Regions from separate parts of the Homo sapiens genome. Here regions 2 and 3 are each linked to region 1. A link is a loop called in an ENCODE intact Hi-C map of the cell type or tissue named here. Cell type or tissue: MCF 10A. All regions are shown on one strand.

Region 1 (2,500 bases):
AGTCTAATTTTAAGTGAAACTTCTTGGTGTTTTATAACATATTCTCTAAAATGCAACACTCAAGTAAAACATCAGAACTTGATTTTAAACTTTGATTTTAAAATATTTTATGTTAGGAATTATACTGAAATAACTTCTTTTTGGTGATGTTCCATTAAAAATGTTTCCCTTGCAAGTCTAGTTAATTTCAAAAGTAAAAGTATAGAAATAGATTCACATGGTTTATATTTTTAAAATAATAATATTATACATTCCTTCAATTTATAAGGACTTTCTTGAACGATTTTTCTTTTAGTGAATTATTAATGAAGTTTATAGATTTACTGTAAGCCAACATTTAAAAATGAAAATTTAATTATAAAAGGTCATGGAAACATATTTTTGACAGTATATAAAAAGAGATTTTGAATAAAATTATCAGATAATGAATCATTAGAAATTTCTAAGAACATTATTTAGACACAATGATTTATATTATAATGGTGATAATGTAGTCTTTTTATTTTGTAACTGAGTTTATAAACTCTAAAATGAGTTTGCAAATGCTCATGTGGTCAATCAATATCAGTAAGAGTGGCAAAATGAGTATCAAAGTCAGATTTTACTCTTAAGTGCCGATATATAAACTCCACACATGGTATCTTTTTAGAAATGATTTGCATACATTTAAGTTGGTGTGGACACACCTTCAAAGAGAGGCAGAGGTGTATGAATTCCTAATGAGAATGAGAGTATAGTCACCAATCAGAACCCTTCCTCACATTCTCCAAATCGCTTGTATTTCACCATTTCTCTCCACGCAGCAGAATTTTTGACATGGGACATTTCTTGCTCTCATTCTTTCTTTCCTTCCAATTTACTGTAAGGCATTAAGTGAAACTTCTTCAGCTATGGTGTGTGGCACAAAAACATCGCAGCGCAGGAATGCATGGAATAGAAGGGTCCTTTCCCTTCCAGAACTCTGTAAGCGTCAAACGCCGACCCTTGGCTCCATCTCCCGCTCCCCTGACCTCTTGTCACTGTGCCATTTCCCTCCTGTGCTTTCTGCCCACTTGGAAAATATCGTATATCCTTTACAAGACCGCTACTTTCTCTCCTCTGTTCACATTTCTCCATTACCATCCACATTTTCTCAAAACATTCCGACGGGTTTTGAAGTGGGGTTTTCAACCTCCCTCGACTGTGATAGCCGAAGTCCCTTCAAGAAAGAAAAATGATGTTGGAAATACTAGTAACAAATAAAGTATCACGGAAATCCCCACCCAAGCGATACGGTTTCCTTGACGCGCCCTTAACCAAGGCGTTAAGTTTAGCCTGACAGCATCCCTCCCTCCTTTCGGTTCCTGGCCTGATGAGCCGCCTCCACCTGCGAGCGGTGCAGGCATTTTTGTTGTCGACTAACCCCCTCTAGCGCCGAACTGGCGGCATCCGAGCCGCGGCTGCCAGGCCGGGAGAAGGCTGGGCTTGGCCGGGCTCTGCAGCGCTCCGGGCTCCGTCCCTGCCCTGGGCGCCCGCCTCCGCCGCGGGGCGAGGTGGTGGAGACCGCGGACGCCGAGGGTCCTCCCAGTCAGCACGCCGCGTTGCCCCGGCCCTGGGGCGGGGGCCGCGGAGTCCCACCAAGTGGCCCGCGCCTCGGCTTCCGGGAGACCCGAGCGCGGGGAGGGAGTGGGTGCCGCGAGGGGGCGGCTCGCGCGGGGAGAGCCGTCAGCCCACGGCGCCCCTGCGCTGCTGTGGATGTGGCCACGCGCCACTCGGCCCTTGGACTGCTAGGAGAGCGCGGCCCGACGCCACCACGCCGTGGACGCTCGGGGACCCCTGAATCCCAGCGTCAAGGCTGCGACGATGCTCGTGACCTCCACCGCGAAGTCACCTCCGCAAGGCGACGCAAGGACCTCGGCGATCCCGGGCGCCGTACACCCGCCACTTTCCAGCCTCATGTAACCCCCCCTCTGCTGCTTCCTCCCGGCGCTTTGCTTTTCTACAACTGGAAGCCGCGAAGGCGGCTACTGCGCTGAGCCGCTCGCTCTGCTGGTCAAGTTTGGGCGACCCGCGCGGAGGAGGGTCGGGCTGACTGCCGCCGCTGAGCTGTCCCCGGACGGGAGCGCCTGTCCACGGCACTCACCCCCTCCAGCGGTGGAAATGTGGAGAAGTAAGTGGGAGGCGGTGTCGGGAACTGACTCCTCTTAAAACGGTCGGCGCCGCTGCTCTGAAATGGGCGGCTAAGTGCTTGTGGGACTAAGGGCGGCCTCAGAGATGCCCGGAAAATCGCTGCCACGGCCAGAGTGCGGCGCAGACGCGGCAGAGTTGGAGGTGTCCGCGGTGCAGGCTGCTGCCCACGCCGCTCAGGCCAGGTGCTGAGGGCTCAGCCCGCGCCTCGGCCGAACCACTCTCAGCCCCGTTGAGCCACCTCGTCCGCCCGGCTTTCATCGCACCGGCCAGAGGAAAGTTCCCGCGGCCCCCACGCCTCTTCACAGCTGCAGCGCCTCCCCTGCTTTTGGCT
Region 2 (2,500 bases), 1.3 Mb before region 1:
TTTAAACAATGATCTACTTTATTTGGAATAAATTATCAAATAAGTAAAGTTTATTTTTAAATAGAAAATAAAACTAGTACTTTTCCACTAGTTCACCTGAATGCTTAAAAACTCTCTTGCTTTTTGTTTTAACAGAGTTTAATTCTCTCTTTTATTGTGATAATCTTAAATAAAGCCTGTCTTTCCTGTTTAATTTTATCCGGTGCAATTTTTCTTTGACAACACCAGGTGCTGCTCTATGATTTTTATTTTTGTCTCCTATATTTATTTTTTTATTATGTACTTCGCAGACAGTCTTCAGCTATAATCCACTCTGATTATATATGTCTGTATATCTATTATATTAATTAATATGACATATTATGTTAATATATTATAGTACATATTAGAATATGTAATATACAATAGTATAGTGTGTATACTATGGTGTATATTATATAACATACTAATATTGATATGTTGCATATTATAGTATATGCCATGCTATTATATATTACTTGTAATATATAATACTTTTTAATTTTGTAGGCCTGTTAGTGTTACATTGTTCTTTGAAGGGGAGGGGAAGCATTCTCTAAAATTCCGATTAACTCAGTCCTTTAGTGCGCCTGTGTCTGAGAGCGCTGTTCTTTACAAGTGTTTCTCCATAGCTTTTTCTCACTGCCCCCTACTTTTTTCCCTGGCTGCTACATTCCCAATCTATTTCTCTGAAGCCATGTGAAGCCGTGCCTATGCTCCAAACAATTTGATCTTTATTTCTACATCTCTCTGGATGAATCTGTTGTAGGATTTTAGAGTAGCAGGATTTCCAGTGACCTCAGTTCTCTGATGGCCCCAAGAAAAGATGTTGCTTATCAGTTCAACCAGTGTTTTCTTTTCTTTTTTTTTTTTTTTGAGATGGAGACTCGCTCCTGTCACGCTGGCTGGAGTGCAGTGGCGCGATCTTGGCTCACTGCAACCTCCACCTCTCGGGTTCAAGCGATTCTCCTTCCTCAGCCTCCCGAGTAGCTGGGATTATAGGTGTGCACTACCACACCTGGCTAATTTTTGTATTTTTAGTAGAGATGGGGTTTCGCCATTTTGGCCAGGCTGGTCTTGAACTTCTGACCTCAGGTGATTCACCTGCTTTGGCCTCCCAGAGTGCTAGGGTTACAGGCATGAGCCACTGCTCCTGGCCTCAACCAGTGTTTTCTTACTGTTAAGATGAAGTAAAGATTTCTAATCTAATTAGATTAGATATTCTAATTATTTAAGTATTATTAAATAATTAAATATATTTTTCCTTTTATTAAATACAAATCGATATTCTAATTATTTAAGTATTATAACCATTTCTTACTTTTCTCTTCCCACCATCTGACTCTCATATATCTGACCCTCATGTCAGGTCATTTAGGACCAGACCTTCATGTCAAAGAGCTTGGTAGTCTGAATTATACAAATGAAATTCCTCTTGAAACACCAGAGATTAAAAACATATTTGATGTTTGTGTCATTGTACATTTTTTTCACCAACATGGGAGTAATATCTCAGTACAAATCAGCATGAGAAACTAAGTTTGGGTGAAGAAAATATGATTTATACAATTGGACAATATTAGGAGGGGTTCAAATTAAACGAGCATAAAAAATGTTCTCTTACCCACTCTCATTACAGGATTCCACAAGTTATTTTGAGAGATAATAAAAAGAACATATAATTTATTGCTACATATATGTGTGTGTGTGTGTGTATGCATATATATGTGTGTATATGTAGAGAGTGTGTGTGTATACATATATATGTGTGCATATGTATACGTGAGTGTATATGTGTATGTATATGTGTGTATATGTATATGTGTGTGTATACGTGTATGTATGTATATGTATGCATATACATACACGTATACATACACACACAAATATATATATTTGTATTTAATTACTTTCAACAGTTTTTTAACTATATCCTTACCTAACACAATTCTTCCTGATTGTGGTACTTAAAACATTTATGGAAGGTACCAATATTTTGGTAACTGCCTTGGGAAAATATGTTTATCAGTACCATTTACAGTGTTATTTTTAAATATTTAATTTTTTGATGTCTGTTAAGCATTTGAAAAACATTGATTGTGATATAAATGGTAATTAATATTTTAAAGTAAACATAAACAAGTTTATGTCCTGAGGTGGGGGTATAATTTAGTGGATTCTGTTTGGACTATCTTAATAATCACAATCACTGTAAAGGTAGTCACTATGAGATCAGGCACAGTGGCTCACACTTTCAGAGGCTAAGCGCTTTCAGAGGCTGAGGTGGGAGAATCGCTTGAGCCTAGGAGTTTGAGACCAGTCTAGGCAACATAGAGAGACCCCTGTCTCTACAAAAAAAAAAAAAAAAAAATTAGCCAGGCATCGTGGCATGAGCCTGTGGTCCCGGTTACTCAAGGCAGGAAAATCACTTGAGCCTGAGAGGTCAAGGCCACAATGAGATGTGATTTTGCCACTGCACTCC
Region 3 (2,500 bases), 2.0 Mb before region 1:
TGGTCTAGTGGTAATACATTCCCTTAGCAATTATTTGTCTGGAAAATGTTTTATTTCTCCTTTCTTATGAAGCTAAGATTGGCAGAATATATAATTCCAGGTTGGAAATTCTTTTCCTTAAGAATGCTGAAAATAGTACCCTACCCTTTTCTGGCTTGCAAGGTTTCTACTGAGAAGTCTGCTGTTAGCCTGATGGGTTCCCTTTGTATGTGGTCTGACTTTTTTCTCTGTCTACTATTACGATTTTTTATTTAATGTTGACATTGGACAGTCTGGTGACTTCATGCCTTGGTGATTTTCATTTTTTAAAAAATATCTCACAGGTACTCTCTGGATTTCTTGTACCTGGATATCTACCTCTCTAACAAGACCAGAAAAATTTTCTTATATTATTCTCTCAAATATATTTTCCAGATTGTTTACTTTTTCTCCTCTCTCAGGAATGCAAATAATTTGTAGACTTGGTCTCTTTACATGTCCAATATTTCTAGAAGACCTTGTTAATTAAAAATAAAATTTTGTGTACATTATTGTCTGGCTGGGTTAGTTCAAAAGACTTGTCTTCAAGCTTTGAAATTCTTTTGTCTGCTTTGTTTGTTCTATTGTTAAGGCTTTCAGTTATATTTTGGAATTCCTTAAGTGAATTTTTTAATTTCAGAAGCTCTAACTGATTTATTTTTAAAATGTTTTTCTCCTCCTTCATTTCCTAGATTGCCTTAGAAGTTTCTATGTGTTATTTTACACATTGTCCTGGATCCTATTGAGTTTCCTTGCAACCCATGCTTTGAAGAGCTAGTGTAATCCTTTGGTGATTTCAAAACATTCAGATTTTTAATGATGTCAAAATTTTTGTGCTGGTTCTTTCTTATCTGGAGATGCTAAAACTTCTAATTTTTGTGATTATTTTCATGCAGATAAAATTGTTTTCTTTTCTTTCCAAGTTTTAATATTATTATTTATTATATATTACTATTATTATTATTATTTTCTTCCCCTTCATCCCTGCGTATCCTATTAGAGAATGTCGGCTAGAGTATTTTGGTTTTGCTTCTACAGCTCTATTCATTTCTGTCAGCAGGCTTTTTATTGGCCTGCGCAGTTCAACCTACAGGCCAGTAGATGGCAATGATAGTTAAAGTCCAGCTGCTGCCAATGTGGATGGGTATATACTTCATCCTTGTTTACTGGGAGGTCTCTGTCACCACACTCAATGGGCTGATCCAGTGCATTGCATAGTTTGAGCTCTCTTCTCAACCCTGAGTGGTGGGGGTGGCAGGGGGCAAGATGGGTGGGGCTGTATCAGGGGAACCTGCCACCAATATTTCAACATAGGTTCTTTCTATTTTCCATAAGTGTCAGCTGGCTGAGAAATAAAGAGAAAGAGTACAAAGAGAGGAATTTTGCAGCTGGGCCTCTGGGGATGACATCACGTATCAGTAGGACCATGACACCCACCTGAGCCTCAAACCAGCAGTTTTTTATTAAGGGTTTCAAAAGGGGAGGGGGTGTAAGAACAGGGAGTAGATCAGATACTTCAAAGGGCAAAAAGGAGAACTACTGCCAAGGGTCCAACAAAGATCACACGACAAAGGGCAAAAGCAGAACTACTGATAAGGGTCTACTTTCAGTGGTGCACTTATTGTCTTGATAAACATCTTAAACAACAGAAAACAGGGTTCAAGAGCAGAGAACTGGTCTTACCACAAATTTACCAGGGCGGAGTTTTTCCCCACCCTAATAAGTCTGAGGGTACTTCAGGAGACCAGGCATATCTCAGTCCTTATCTCAACCACATAAGACAGACATTCCCAGAGAGGCCGTTTATAGACCTCCCCCCGGGCATGCATTCTTTTCTCAGGGTATTAATATTAATATTCCTTGCTAGGAAAAGAATTTAGCGATATCTCACCTACTTGCACTTCCATTTATAGGCTCTCTGCAGAAAGAAAAATATAACTCTTTTTGCCCGACCCTGCAGGTAGTCGACCTTATGACTGTCTTCCCTTGTTCCCTAAAAATCGTTGTTATTCTGTTCTTTTTCAAGGTGCACTCATTTCATATTGTTCAAACACACATGTTTTACAAACAATTTGTAAGTCAACAGAATTATCACAGTGGTCCTGAGGTGATGTACATCCTCAGCTTACAAAGATAACAGGATTAAAAGATTAAAGTAAGACAGGCATAAGAAATTATAAAAGTATTATTTGGGAACTGATAAATGTCCATGAAATCTTCACAATTTATGTTCCTCTGCTGTGGCTCCAGCCGGTCCCTCCATTTGGGGTCCCTGACTTCCCACAACAGGGCTGGACCAGATAATCCTGCCTACAAGTCACCCAACGGCAGTCACAAAAAACAGCACTGAAGAGTGTCTGGTAGGTGGCCACCAAGCCCCTAGCGATGTGCCTAGGCATGGATTTGGGGAACCTCCTCAGGCCCAAGTTCTCTGCATGGTGCAGGGAGGCCACTGAAACTCCTAATCCAAGAGAATAGGTGC

Evidence for each region. Peaks named below come from ENCODE experiments on the same cell type or tissue, not always from the same donor. Only the 100,000 strongest peaks of a DNase experiment are listed, where the experiment ranks them.
Region 2: a loop joins it to region 1, with 8 times the contacts of the local background. A loop is called at or near these places in 2 of 110 quality-filtered maps.
Region 3: it touches region 1 in a loop (7-fold over the local background); 4 of 110 quality-filtered maps call a loop at or near these places.

The regions. Positions count from the first base shown.
Region 1 is chr3:96,811,913-96,814,412 of GRCh38, forward strand. It overlaps LOC124909397 (a long non-coding RNA gene), which reads right to left and starts at 2,495. Exons shown (of 2, transcript XR_007095974.1): 1 at 2,123-2,495; 2 at 1-1,198. RefSeq lists silencers at 1,518-1,587, 1,648-1,767. In MCF 10A, CTCF peaks have their summits at 1,411 and 2,133; DNase peaks (open chromatin) are centred at 1,399 and 2,179.
Region 2 is chr3:95,521,376-95,523,875 of GRCh38, forward strand. No RefSeq gene overlaps it. Among named protein-coding and RNA genes, the nearest start is that of LINC00879, 580 kb to the left of the region's middle. In MCF 10A, no CTCF peak of the experiment used is centred here; no DNase peak of the experiment used is centred here.
Region 3 is chr3:94,861,770-94,864,269 of GRCh38, forward strand. No RefSeq gene overlaps it. Among named protein-coding and RNA genes, the nearest start is that of LINC00879, 75 kb to the right of the region's middle. In MCF 10A, a CTCF peak has its summit at 1,105 (motif pointing right); no DNase peak of the experiment used is centred here.